Linked DNA regions of Homo sapiens: all the other regions are linked to region 1. Evidence: chromatin contacts called from ENCODE Hi-C data. All regions are on one chromosome and are shown on one strand. The core of a region is the stretch at or near the end of the contact, and the rest is flanking DNA. Distances in the headings are between cores, read along the strand shown. Region 1 holds the start of C2CD5 (C2 calcium dependent domain containing 5). Region 2 holds the start of STK38L (serine/threonine kinase 38 like). Region 3 holds the start of MED21 (mediator complex subunit 21). Region 4 holds the start of FGFR1OP2 (FGFR1 oncogene partner 2).

Region 1 (3,393 bases), core at 462-2,961:
ACTGTTGTGAAAACTAAGAATTTAAAAGTACTTAGTACAGATCTGGCAATTATTAAATTCAACACGTTACCTATTAGTTATTAAATAGGCTGTGTGGGTCAATGTCTGAACTACCGGAAAGCAAACACTATGTTTTAGTTATTTGTGGATTCCTATCACCTAACATCTGGCACAAGAGCACTCAAGAACTTTCTCAAATGAAGTGATTAAGAATCACCATGACAATGGGCAGGGGAGGCAGTGAACTGTAATTATTCGGTTAGAGAACATTTAGGAAACATCAGGAATATTGAGATGAAATCGAGCTATATATTATGATATATCTATCCATCAATTCTAAGCACTAATAGCCCAAATGATTGCTGCTCTAATGCTCTGGCTCATCACGCCAATTTTTATTACAATCTTTACTTGGCTTCTTTCAGACTCTGGGTTATTACCTTCCGGCCGTAGGCCTTTACTAATTTGCATGACTTTTAAACTAATCATTAGACTTAAAAAGCAATTTTGCAATTTAAGTCCATGGCAATTAAATGACTTCCTACCTCAAGGCGCTAAATTACCCTGAAACACCTCATCAGACCTACCAGCCTATACAAGAGCAGGAAGTGTTGCAGTTGTGTTTTAGAACGTGCATGGCAGATTCACAAAATGTTAGGCATGAGAGTGGATTTCCTCGCACTGTGGGACTCCAAGTGCCCATAAAGGGCTTCATGCACCTTCTTAAACATGATGTCCAGCACTCTGGCCACCCCTTCCAAGGGTGTGTGTGTGCCTGTGTGTGTGTGTGTTTCAGTGGCTGCGGGGCCACACCTTGGGATCTCCTGAGTGGCAGGTGGCCTGTTAATGAGTCCTGACATCAGAGTCATTCCGGCATTTGTGTGTGTGTGTGTGTATGTGTGTGAGTGTGTCGGTGGCTGCGCGGCCACGCCTTGGGATCTCCTGAGTGGCAGGTGGCCTGTTAATGAGTCCTGACATCAGGGTCACCCCCGCATGCACAACAGTACAAGCCTCCCCGCGCAGCGGACTGTGCCGCGGACGCCTGCAAGCCGTGCACCCATCGCACACACTGAGGTCTCGGCGGTCATCCCTCGTGGGAGAGCTGGACAACCACGGCCGAAGGGAGGGCAGTCGAGGGGGGAATAGGCTGAGGGGCTGGGGGCGAGGTGGGTAGATCCTTCACAGGGCTTGGCGCTCCCTGTGTTTTGAGGGGCAGGACCCTGCACCAACCTCCACGAAGGCATCAGTCAGGTCACTAGCACGGTCCATCACTGGCAAATGGCGCCCGGCCACGATTTTCACCTTCAGCTTCCCTGGCATGGTCTCGGTTTCGGCCTCTTCTTGGGCTCCTGCAGAAACAAACAAACGAGTCTGCGCCGAGCGCGGGGCCGGCGGGAGAGGGGCGGAGGCGCGCGGGGTAACTGACAGCGAAGGAGCGCGCGGGGGCGCGCGCGGGCGCCCGGCAGTCGCGCCACGGGTCGCCACTCACTGTCGCAGGAGGAAGGGTGCTGTCCCGCGCGGGTGCTGAGACCTCATTCCGGAGAGGCGGCGGGAGGAAGGGCTTTGATGGGTTCTTCCGTCCCGGCCCCACAAGGCTGGGACGAAAAGCAAAACCCAGTCAGCATCCCGTTGAGCCTCTGCCGCCCCTGCTTGTCTCTCCTCCCCCGCTCTCAAAAATGGCGGCTCTCGGGGCGCGGAAGAAAGCATCGATCGTTCGGCGCTCTGCCCACTTGGCGGGGCGAAACTAAACTCGCCGAGGAAAGATAAGGGGGCGGGGCTGACGTTGAGAAAGCTGGAGGGCAGGGAAATGGGCCGAGTCCTGCATCATCCACCGAGTGGGGGCTGTGGATAGGTGCGGCGCTGCTTCCCTGGAGGGAAACGCTCCATCTTGCGGGCCGAAGCGCGAGTGCTGCTCTGTGACAGCCTCCGGCCGCGGCCTTCCCAGCTGCTACCGCCGCTTTTCGGATGGGCTGTGATAGATGGAGTAGCAGCGAAGACTGCTAGAAGAGCGTTTTCAGTCGGCCTTTAGTGATTCGTAAAACCAAATTAGCTGGTTTCTACTTGGAAGGGGTACAGGTGCGTGTGGTGGTTCCAGTTTTCTGTGAAATAGAGTTAGATGGCCAGGCACAGTGGCTCACGTCTGTAATCCCAGCACTTTGGGTGGCCGAGGCGGGCGGATCACCTGAGGTCAGGAGTTCAAGACCAGCCTGGACAACATGGCGAAACCCCGTCTCTACTAAAAATACAAAAATTAGCTGGGCGTCGTGGCGAGCGCCTCTAATTCCAGCTACTCAGGAGGCTGAGGCAGGAAAATCGCTTGAACCTGCGAGGCGGAGGTTGCAGTGAGCCGAGATCACTCCTCTGTCTCCAAAAAAAGAAAAAAAAGAAAGAAAGAAATAGAGATACCAGGCACATCTCGAATAGTGAAATAAATATTTAGTGAAATATTTTATTCAGTCATAGGCACTTGTGTTGTGCACTGGGTCACAGATATTACTGTGGGCGGGGTGGGGGAGGTCACCTTGAAATCCAAAGTCTCCTCTTGAAAAAAAGTTTCTGCTGGTAGGTGTGGTGGCTCAGATTTGTAATCCCAGCACTGTGGGAGGCTGAGGTGGGAGGATCGATTGAGTCCAGGAGTTCGAGACCAGCCTCATGGAGACGAGGCAACACAGTAAGACCCCTTCTTTACAAGAAATGCAAAAATTAGCTGGGCCGGTGGCTCGTCTGTGGTCTCAGCTACCTAGGAAGCTGAGGTGGGAGAATCTGGGAGAATTGCTTGAGCCCAGGAGTTTGAGGCTGCAGTGAGCTGCCATCTCACCACTGCACCCCAACCTGGGCAACAGAGCAAAACTCTGTCTCTTAAAAAAAATTTTTTTTTAATTAAATGTCCTGCACTCTTAGATCATCTCAGTGTTCTTATTAAGCATCCACAAGCCTAAAGATAAGACCTACAGTAGTAGCAGAAGTTCAGGACTTCCTACCATGGAAAGTATAGTCAACCACAAGAAATAAACATGGAGAGCGTTAAACATCTTGAAGAATTGACCCAACTATAAATAAAGTAAGGTGTTATCTACAGGCTCAGACCATATTAGGGAAATTGAGGCACACACAAGATGTAAATAAATCAGTCCTTACCAAATATCAAAATCAGCATTGACAGTATACCCAGTATCAACAAAATCAGAGTTCATGCCGGCTCAAAGATTGTAACATTTCATTCCTAAGTGAAGATATCCGTATGATCTTTTTAACTTCGAAAATACTCAATAGAGTAAATACTCCAAACAGTAGTGATCCCGAATTATCTTTTCATGACAAAAATTCCTTCTATGGCAGGAATATTGTTCACATAAGTGAGAAATTGAACTCCTACAGAGAAAACGACTTCCT
Region 2 (3,393 bases), core at 256-2,755, 4.7 Mb after region 1:
TCCATAGACCACCAAAATTCTGGTTCATAGCTCTAATTTGTTTCAGTTGAGGTACTTTCAACAACTTCCCAGGGAAATTTGTTTACAATGGTCTCAATTTAGGAGAATTTAGGAACTAGAGGTCAAAGTCTTAGGCTATCCCATATTAACCTAGACTGCTACTCTATACTAGTTCATATTACTCTAGTATGGCACATTTGAAGACATAAATTTGCTGTGGAACAAACCATACACTGTTCTCAATCTTATCGTAGCATTTGAATGGTATGTGTATGCGTGCAGTACAGGGAGAAGGGTGTATAGGCCTGTCAAGCTTGTCTGATCACAATTAAACCTCCTATGCTTGTATATGACAACTGTCATTTGAGTTTCAAAATGACCATATAAGTGGAGCTGATCTCCCCAAAAATACACTAATTACCAAACTAGAGCTTTTCCCACTACTAAGCTATGTATGAAAAAGCACAGTGTAAGAAAGAGAAATGAGGTAATGCTTCTTTCCTAGGTGTTTTGCTCGTGTCACCTGCTCTTGGGAAACCTAAAGATGACAGGTGGCATTTCTAAGTGATAGTTTTTGCAAGCACAGTACCAGCTTCATACGTTGTCTCAGTAAGCTAAAAGCTAAGAATATTTTATAAGACCTCCAATACTCATATTGAGGATAAACTTGCCAACAATAATTGGGAGTCATTCTCTCATTTGGCTTTCCCAAAGGCCAGTTTTGTCCCCAGACGCAAATTGCATCAACCTTCCCAAAGTTGTCCCTTTTGGGTCATCCTATAGGGGAGTGCTCTTCTGCACAATTCTCAGATCCTACTGATAAAGCAGGCCAGTACTGTAGTTATTTTAGATTTTCCAAGAAAACTCAAACAGGTTTTTAATGTATTTTTTGTGGCATTTACAAATCCTGGTTCCTCTCCAGTCTCTGGAGTCCCCTCATGGTGAAATGGAAGCGTCAAGGAACCTGGGTGGCTTCGAGTCCCCACAGCTACCGACTGAGCAACTTAGCTGATCCATCTTTGTTGACAACTGTTTCCCAATCTGAAAAATGCGTGAATTCTCTCTTTCCATTTCTAACATTCTTTGCATTGCACTGTTTGAAAAATTCGGATGACATTTAGAATGTGACTAATGTCGCAACACATTAGGCCACTCTCAAGAGAGGCCTGAACAGGTTTGGCGTAAAAACGGCAGTGAGGTGAGGCTGGTGAGAGGGGAAGTGGCGACAGTTCAGTCAACTCCCTCAAAACCAGTCTGGCCTTCACCAGGCGGAGATGGGTGGGGCCGGGAAGACGGGCGTTGACGACAGAAGGCTACTTCCGGCTGTGGTGCGTATGACGTCAGGGCGAGTCGGACCGACCCAGCCACCGAGAAGCCGAGGAGGCAAGGCTCGCGAGAGTTCAGGGAGGCCGCCCTGAGATTCCGGCGAGGCCGCGGGTCCCACCTCCCGGGGGCGGGGCGAGGGCGGAGCGGGGAGAAGGGAGCTGACGGGCGCCCGGCCGGCTGCGGTCCGTGCGGAGGCTGAGCCGGCCGCGGGCGCGACCGGAGGCAGGTGAGTTCGCGGATGTAGCGCTCGGCTGAGGGCCCGAGCTCGCCGCGCCAGCCCCAACTCTGCGAGCAGGAGCAGGAGGAGATTTTAGGTGTCTTTGGGTGTCCAGGGAAAGCCGGGCTAATTCTGGGGCTGGAAATGTCTCCGGGGAACCTGCGGCGACGGCCTTGGCCCTCTTATTCCCCGGGGTGATACTGGCCCCATGTGTCCAGAGAGGGAGCCTCGCACCCGGGGAGGAATCTTTGTCCTCTGCTCCTTTCTCCTTCCACTCCCCGGCCCCCGAGCACTCCGCTCCGGGTCCCCGCCTGGGCTTCACAAACAATAACAAATGTCGCGGATCCTCTCCGGGTAGCCCCAGCGCTCCCGTCCCGTGCCCTCCAGCCGATGTCACCCAGAGCCAGGATCCGAAGCATGGCTCTTCAATTGTGGGGGCTGTTTGTGTACCGTTCCTAAAAACTGATGCGTCAGATTGCCAAACATTTCTCAAGACAGACTCAGGAAAGCCTCCCAGCTCCTAGAAGCCACGGAGTGCTCAAAACCAGTCTTAGAATCTGTCTTTACCATTGCACCCGTAGCCCCTTCCTTTCAAAATCATTTCTCCCACTCCTTTTTTCACCTTTAGTATCGAGGTCGAACGAGTGGTTATTTGGTGTGGGAGTAGAAAAGAGTATAACCGATTGAGTAGGGCACGTTTCACCTTTAAAAAGTTGCCAGGTTGACAGCAAAAGAACAAACTTTATTTTCAAAACCAGTGGCCTCCCCTTTTACTGGTGCTGCTTTTGTTTTGTGGAATAGCTTTTCGGGTTCTAAGTTTGGAGGAATGATATAAAAAGAAGTGGGAGGTGGGGGGAGGGCTAGTGGCTCTGGAAGTAGTGGCTTGTCCAAAAGTAGGATGCTATTGTTTCTCACTTGATAAAATGCAGAACCAACACTTTTACCCATTTCACATAACTTGTGATAAGTTTTGAGAGAAGCCACTTAATCGGAAATGGCCTATTAGCTTATTTTACTGCTCAAATCTGAAAAAACAGCTTTAAGTGATTTAAGTTCTGCCTCTTGATTGTAAGATGGGGATTGATGAGTGAGACCTTGTCTTTTTTGGCGCTGGGGCTTACGTTTGACCGGTCTCTCTACTTTAAGGCAGGGCCTATTGTACTTAAGCCCATTTTTGCTTCCTCAGTACAGATTCTTGAAAGTTCTTTGTCTCAATCATATATGTATATAAGGTACTGTAAACCTCTTTGAATTTGATTGGCCTTTCTCTCTGTGCCTCAGGATATGTAAAACAATTAAGTTTATTATACTCTCTCCCCAGTGGCTGAGAGGTATTGTATGTGAATTAGCCACCCTTGTGACTATTTGAGGAGAGAGAAGTTAGTCTAAAATATTATGTTAAATTATGATATTACATAATTTTATTGCATAAGTTCATCAAACTACTTCCATCTGAAAAATCCTGATCTCAAAATAGGTAGGTACAATGAATTAAAAAATGTTTTGGTTTGACCTCACTTAGCTTTGTTTTCTCCTTGTTAAGATGGCTGATAATGTTTCCCATTTGGTTGTGATGTGTTTAGAATGAGAAGCAAAGTTGGGTGTAGTTTTTGTACTCTTTTGAAAGGCCTTGCCACTAGGAATGAAAAAATTAGACTTAGAAAACACACATTAAATAGAAGCAGTTTTTCTCTAGCCATTTGCTCTTGAGTTTGTTTTAAAATAAGTCAAAGAATGGAGACTGAGATGATTTGTGCCAACAAATAGATGTCCTTGTTAGTTTTTATGCTGAAAACTTGATTTCTAAAGGTAGGACACTGTAAGAACAAAGGAGAAATTGGACTTCCTAA
Region 3 (3,393 bases), core at 608-3,107, 4.5 Mb after region 1:
ACTATATTTGGCAGGTGGGTTATTCTTGAAGTCTACAGCTTCAAGAGCTTCCTAAACCCCTTTTCAAATGTAGGCTAAGTTGAGAGTCTGGTCTGGGGAAAGGGTCCACAGCTTTTATCTGATTCTTAAAAAGATCCGTGGCCGAAAGAGGCTGAAGAACCAGGAAAACCAAGGGGTCAGGGACCTTGGCTGAAACAGATTATTTCACTCAGAAAATTATCAGGAGGTGAGGCTGGGTCTGTTTGCTGGAGCCAGATTATAGTAAATCTTGAAAACCAGGCAGAGATAGTTGGACATCAACCTGAGGTCTCTGTGGAGGCACAGAAGACCTATTAGGAAGATAATGGCAGGACAAAAACTGTGTCACAATATGAATGTCTTGAAGTGGCTTCTCTACTTCAACTGCCCAAGTTCCCTTCAATCAGGCTGCAAAACTTAGTATTCTTATGGAGTGGACTAAACTATATCCAATCAGTCACCAATCCATATTAATTTTTTTTCTCAAAAATATATTTTAGTCTTTCTTTCCCCGCTTATCAGGGTCAACACCCTATTCTAGGCCCAGCTCATCTTAATCTTGGACAACTGCAAAACCTTCCTTAGTGAGTCCTTGGCTTATTCATCTTTGCAAATTGAGCACTGGATATACTTCCTGGCATGTGGCAGCCATTCCGTAAGGTACACTCTCAAGTGAGGGTGGGAGGAGAAGGTTGTAGAATCCCCCCAAGTTACAGTGAAAACAAATTACAGAGTGATTTCTCATTAGTCCCATTATGGGGAACATGCCTCATCCACGTTCTTAATGAGGCTCCAGTAAGTCTGTAGACTGTTTGGGGCTGAGGGTGGGGCATTGGTGTGAAGCAGAAGTGGTGCTTCACAGTAAGTGTTGGGATAAATCCAACAAGCTGAGTTCCCCAGGGACTGTGTCTTCCACCTTCCCCGCAGCCACAGGAAGGTAATCACGGATAATCAGCCTGAGAAAGAGGATATGAGAGTTTTTTGAAGTCTACAAACCTGTTATTTGCCGATTCCAAACTCATTTCTTACCAGACTATCCTCAGGCTAAATTTCCTTAAATACCAAGTTTCGATTATCACTTTTCACACTTAAACTCTCAATAAGTCCCAACTCTAAATCTAAATTGTGCAGCTAATTTTTCTTGGCCGAGCACGGTGGCTCACGCCTGTAATCCCAGCACTTTGAGAGGCCGAGGCGGGCGGAGCACGAGGTCGGGAGATCGAGACCATCCTGGCTAACATGGTGAAACCCCGTCTCTACTAAAAGTACAAAAAAAAAAAAAAAATGCCGGGCGTGGTGCGGACGCCTGTAGTCCCAGCTACTCCGGAGGCTGAGGCAGGAGAATGGCGTGAACCCGGGAGGCGGAGCTGGCAGTGAGCCGAGATCGCACCACTGCACTCCAGCCTGGGCGACAGAACGAGACTCCGTCTCAAATAAATAAATAAATAAATAAATAAATAAATAAAAATAAATATATTTACTCTTCAATTTGGTCAATAAATAAACACGAGAGGGTACGAGAAATTACTTAAAAAAAAAAAATCCCCGCAGAATCCAACAATCTCTGAAGCCTTTAACACCTAACAACCCCAAGGGGAGTATTTCGGCTCTTGGACTGTATTTCAAAGCGATTGGACCCCAGACCATTCCCCCAGTTACTCAAAAGATCCAGCCTCTCCTCAGGTGTAGCCCGCTCTAGAAAGGCCGCCTCGGGAGTACCACCCACTCCTGACGGGGCGGGGAGTTCTCTCCGACCCCACCCGTTCCAAGGACGCAGCCCTGTGATTGGCCATGACGCGTGCCAGAGCTGCCCAGTCGCGGAAGAGCAGCTGTTTTGGCGTCTGTTTGCTGCGGTAGGAACATGGCGGATCGGCTCACGCAGCTTCAGGACGCTGTGAATTCGGTGAGGAATTTCATTCGATTAGCCTCTGTCTTTCTCTTTCTTGAGGTAAAGCAAGGGAGGAAAGGGGCCCAAGAGGCAAAACTTGAAAGTGGGGAGCGGACTGAGAGACAGGGCTTCGGCATAAAGCGCTCTCTCGGGAGGCGCCACCGCGAACTCGGAGGTTTGAGGCCGGCTGCCGGGCGGTGCTTGAAGGTGCGGGAGGGAGCAGACTCTTTCGCTTGAGGAGACCGGGAAGATCGTTCTTGTCCGGGTGAGGCCGCCAGGACTTGTGGGCTGCGCGGTCCTGTCGTGTTCCCTGAGGACAGTTTTATTTTCTTGTCAGTGGTGCTTACGGGTTCTCTTTCTTTTGGGGGTTGGGAGGAGAAGCAGGAGCTTTTTTCTTTCCTCATCAATTTTAATCCACCAAGGGAGATCTCATGCTCTGGATGACTGGGTTTTTGTAATGAAATGTCAGCCGAGAGTATTCCTTCACCAGCGCTTTCAGGTTGGTGCGGGAGCGATGCTGAGGTGAGGTGAGAGATTTTCTTTCATCTTAGCTCGTTCCTTTGGGCCCAGAGTATCCTTCCATCTCTTGCCTCTTGGCCATCCCTCAGAATACATCAGTTTGGGGACATCTTTATGATAGGAAATCTTCTAATCCTCGTATGTCTTTCCGCTTATTTGAGTCTTTTTTCTTTTCTTTTTTTTTTTTTTTTTACTTTGGAGACAGTGCCTTTCGCCCAGGCTGGAGTGCAGTGGCGCGATCTCTGCTCACTGCATCCTCCGCCTCCCGGGTTCAAGCGATTCTCCTGTCTGAGCCAAAGTAGCTGGGATTACAGGCGCCCTCCACCACGCCCGGCTAATGTTTGTATTTTTAGTAGAGACGGGGTTTCACCATGTTGTCCAGGCTGGTCTCAAACTCCCGGCCTCAAGCGATCCTCCCGCCTCGGCCTCCCATAGTGCTGGGATTACAGGTGTGAGCCACCGTGCCCGGCCTACAAGTCCTTTTTAATGTCTCCCCCAAATTCTACTCTCTATTAAAGGCCAAGTCTAGTAAGTAGCTCCCCAGCTTTGTTCCTTCTGGTTATTTTTCCTCCACACTATGCCTGAGTGGAAAGTAGAAGCAAAGCCAGAGGATGCGCAGTCATGGGCCCCTAATGAAGGGGTCATGTTCTGAGAAATGCATGGTTTTGGCGATAACTTTTTTTTTTGTTTTAATAAGTAGAAGTACAATGTAAAATAACGATAAAACAGTAATACATAAACCAGTAACAAAGTCATTTAGTATCATTATCAAGTGTCATGGACTGCACATAATTGTATGTGCTATGCTTTCATACACTGGCAGTGTGGTAGGTTGATTTACAGCAGCATCACCACAAGCACTAAGGAACGCATTGCGCTACAGCGTTAGTACTGCTACGATGTCACTAGGCAATAAGAATTTTTCAGCTTTATTATAACCATAGGGGACTGACATAATATGTGCATCC
Region 4 (3,393 bases), core at 575-3,074, 4.4 Mb after region 1:
GTCCACAATGATTTAGATATGGGGGCCAAAGGAATGATTCCTTGGGTTCTATTCTTCACCAGCATATCAAACTCGACATGCTGCCTGCAAGATTCTGCCATATAAGGGCAGTGATCCACAACAAACACTGTTTTATGAGATTCAGAAAAAATCTTCATTTTGTTTTAACCTGTAAGGGGAAAAACATATTAGCCAAATATTTGTACATAACATCTTACATTTTTTCTAATTTTCTCAAGAAGATTGTCTTTCCCTCAAGAAGACTTGGTAGGGAACATGAATAATATGTTCAAAGAAATCTGTCCGACAAAGGACAGTTTAATGAGGTCATGACCAGAAAGCAAGGGTATCAATACACCATATTAGGCTGTCACTCTACCAGGCCCAGACAAAAATACCAGTGCATGCATTTTTGGTTTTGCTTTTAAAATGAACTTAAAATTGTCAGAGGGAAACATTTTGACATTTAATTGTATTTGATTCCCTTACATATACGAAACATAAGTGACAAAGACTCTTGAAATACAACTTTATGATCCTTGCTAATTGACATTAGTCACATATAAACCCCAAGCCAGCATTTTTGCACTTCCCTCCAAGAAAAACGTTTGAAGGGGGACTGGCGGGTAGGGGTGCGGAATTAACAGGAAAGAGGAGTGACAGCAAAAGAAAAGGCCAAAACAAAGATAAACATCTCCTAAGATAACCGCACATCAGGTCTTCGCCTTAGGATAAGGACCCCAACTTCACACTCTCCCCTTAGCTTTTGAAACATCACAGTAATTTACCAGGTAGAGCAGAAAAACTTAGTTGTTACCATCACACTGGTGTGTAGAAGGAAATTTAAAACTTTTAAAACTTTTTCTTATTAAAACAGAGCATACGGTACTCCCCTGCTTCGCTAACAAAATCTTATACTGAATAGACAATCCACATTCGAAAAGCACATGGCAAGCAAAGCCAAAGTGTTAAATCAAAACGAACTGATTTCTTACGATCCAGCTATTTTCACCTCTTGCTTTCAAGACGCATCTCCCCTTCATGCAAAACTCTCTTTGAGAAACCTTCTAGACCCACTTTGCTGGAGGGTGGGGGGTGGAAAATACAAGGTGAGTGGATAGGGAAGACCTCAGGATCGAGGTTCGCTTACTTTCGTGCCTGGTCCTGCAGTGAAAACGAACAGAGGCTATGGACCACAGCCTCTCTGGAAAAGGCTGCTGGCTGGGCGGGGAGAGTCAGCGCACAGTCGGGAGTGTCTGGTGCCACAGACAGGGGACTATGCTTTCCCCGATCATCTCCTAGCACACCGGTCCTTCCCAGGCTTCCTAAGAGCAGGAGCGCGCGTGCGCGTGCACACACACACACGCACTCGGGCTCGCGCGTGCGCACAGCGCTCTCCGATAGCCCGGCCAAGCCTCCCTTCCCCCTCGTAGGGCCAGGCGTCCCAGTCGCCGAACAGGAAGAGGGCGGGGCCAAGGAGGAAAAAAAAAGCCTCCACCCCTCGAGATTTTCCACCCGCTAATTTTCCCAGTCACCCATTGGGAAGCAGGATCTGGGCGACCTGAAAGCCTCCCCAACAGCGAAGTACCAACCACGGCCCCCTAAGCGTACGACCCACCCACCCGGTCTCCCCTTCTCTGTCTCTCCACCCAGGCCGGTTTCCCCTGGAAAAACTCGCGAGACTTTGCGAGAGGCCGAGCGAAAGCCTGGGAAGGGAGGAATAGGGAGGGACATAGAAGGGCCCCGCCCTGCCTTCTGGGGCAAAGCGGAGAGTGGTCGGTTCTGCCCCACAGTAACGCGAGGAAAGAAATCTCGCGAGGCTGGAGTTCTCCGGGAGCGCCGGTCGGAGGCGGTCGGCGGAGGTGTCTACCCCGCCGGTGATGGCGTTGAACGCCACTGGCTTCCCGGCCTTCCGTCCGCTGCCTCCGTCCGATTCTGCGTCTGCTTGCTGAGGAGGCGGATTAGGGGGGCGCGGAGTCTCTTCCCTTGAGTGCATAGGTCCCGGTTGGTAGAGGGTTTGAGTCCGCATCGCCACAGCTGAAGGCTGCGAGGGACTAAGAGCAGAGTAAGTGGACTAAATCCAGGGACGGGAGCAGGGGTGGGCGAGTCGGAGGCGTCCTTTGCCGGGGCAGTCCTTCGCCGGGGCCGGTGCCTTGCGCCTCTTGAACCACCGGCGCCCGGCCCTGTCCGCTTCCCGCCGCGGGCTCCCTGCTCCTGGGAGCCGGACTTCCTCTCCGCGCCCCCCGACTCCGAGCTCCTCTTAATGGAGATGCGGTGCGGAAAGTTCAATGAAAAGCCTTGGCTCTAACCCTGTGGACACACCTTCCGTATCTGCTTTCATCCTGCCTTACCCACCTGCGAGTTCACCACCGGACGGGGGACCCTTTCAGTCACCTGTTTGCAGCGTTTAATGAAGATAACTTGTTTCTTGAAACTGCTCTCCAAGGGGTATTACTCTTTTCTGGTTCTCTTCCTGCCTTTCTTCTCTATCCCATCTCTGATAATGGTTCCAGTATCTGTCCTGCTATCCGAACTAGAAAACCAGGAATCATCATTGGTTCTTCATTTCCACTTAACACTGCACTGTATTATTTTTTTTTTCGCCAGAATTAGTGCGGTTGCCCCCTCTGCCCCCCGCCCTCCACTGGTTTCCCTACTATAATCCTTCCATAGAGTTATTCTGAAATACATATTTATCTCTGTCCTTTCCTTAAACTTTTTAGTAACCGTATTGCTGACAGCATCAAATCCTAATTGTTAAGCACATCATCATTCAGGATCTTTTACAGTCTGCCCCAATCCATTTTACCTTTTAGTCCTGCTTTAATATCCTACCATACAAGACTATACTGGCTATTTCCCCAAACATGCCATGCGCTTTGACAGCTCTGTACTTTTGTACGTGCGGATGTCTAGGATGTTTACTGTTCCTCTATTTTACCACCTGTCAAAACCCAATTCATAAATCATTGTCTTCTCAGACTCCCCCAGGTGACATTGATACCGCTGTGCTCCCAACGCATTTGAAACTTTTCTTCTGCAGTATTTATTAGGTTGTATTATTTGTTTCTGTCTCTCCTGCCAATTTGAACCTGGGTCTGTCTGGAATCATGTCTTACTCATCTCTGAGAAAAAGTCCAGTACTTGGCACATAGCAAGCATTATTTATATATACATATGTATGTTTATTGAAATGGAATAGTTCTAAGGAATTCACCGTAAGAGTTCTTCATCCTTTAAAATCATAGAATTTTGGGCCAGAAGGAACTCTGTACATTAGCTTAAAGGTCCCGACCTATTTTGATTATGAGAAACCCTGTACTTCTAATACACATGCAATTGGACTTTTAGTAATTGTTGGTTGAAATTATGTATAATGACAGAAAACTACTA

What was found. A loop is a pair of places that touch in the nucleus more often than their neighbours do. Pooled maps may share reads with other maps.
Region 2: a map of CD8-positive, alpha-beta T cell shows a loop between it and region 1 (19-fold over the local background). The contact joins the promoter of STK38L here to the promoter of C2CD5 in region 1. A Hi-C loop is called at or near these places in 3 of 168 maps with a recorded cell type or tissue (B cell, CD8-positive, alpha-beta T cell and naive thymus-derived CD4-positive, alpha-beta T cell) and 6 of 50 pooled maps.
Region 3: a map of naive thymus-derived CD4-positive, alpha-beta T cell shows a loop between it and region 1 (12-fold over the local background). The contact joins the promoter of MED21 here to the promoter of C2CD5 in region 1. A Hi-C loop is called at or near these places in 2 of 168 maps with a recorded cell type or tissue (CD4-positive, alpha-beta memory T cell and naive thymus-derived CD4-positive, alpha-beta T cell) and 8 of 50 pooled maps.
Region 4: a map of B cell shows a loop between it and region 1 (10-fold over the local background). The contact joins the promoter of FGFR1OP2 here to the promoter of C2CD5 in region 1. A Hi-C loop is called at or near these places in 3 of 168 maps with a recorded cell type or tissue (B cell and naive thymus-derived CD4-positive, alpha-beta T cell) and 10 of 50 pooled maps.

The regions. Positions count from the first base shown.
Region 1 is chr12:22,542,831-22,546,223 of GRCh38, forward strand. C2CD5 (C2 calcium dependent domain containing 5) reads right to left here and starts at 1,712. Exons shown (of 27, transcript NM_001286176.2): 1 at 1,490-1,712; 2 at 1,231-1,349. The coding sequence starts at 1,320. RefSeq lists enhancers at 1-472, 1,613-1,842 and a silencer at 1,353-1,472.
Region 2 is chr12:27,242,781-27,246,173 of GRCh38, forward strand. STK38L (serine/threonine kinase 38 like) reads left to right here and starts at 1,506. Exons shown (of 14, transcript NM_015000.4): 1 at 1,506-1,552. RefSeq lists enhancers at 217-276, 2,865-2,914 and a silencer at 1,335-1,574.
Region 3 is chr12:27,020,701-27,024,093 of GRCh38, forward strand. MED21 (mediator complex subunit 21) reads left to right here and starts at 1,858. Exons shown (of 4, transcript NM_004264.5): 1 at 1,858-1,921. The coding sequence starts at 1,880. RefSeq lists an enhancer at 1,890-2,179.
Region 4 is chr12:26,936,646-26,940,038 of GRCh38, forward strand. FGFR1OP2 (FGFR1 oncogene partner 2) reads left to right here and starts at 1,825. Exons shown (of 7, transcript NM_015633.3): 1 at 1,825-2,065. It overlaps INTS13 (integrator complex subunit 13), which reads right to left and starts at 1,336. Exons shown (of 17, transcript NM_018164.3): 1 at 1,151-1,336; 2 at 1-169. The coding sequence starts at 158. RefSeq lists enhancers at 1,641-2,150, 1,879-1,928, 2,151-2,659 and a silencer at 2,189-2,258.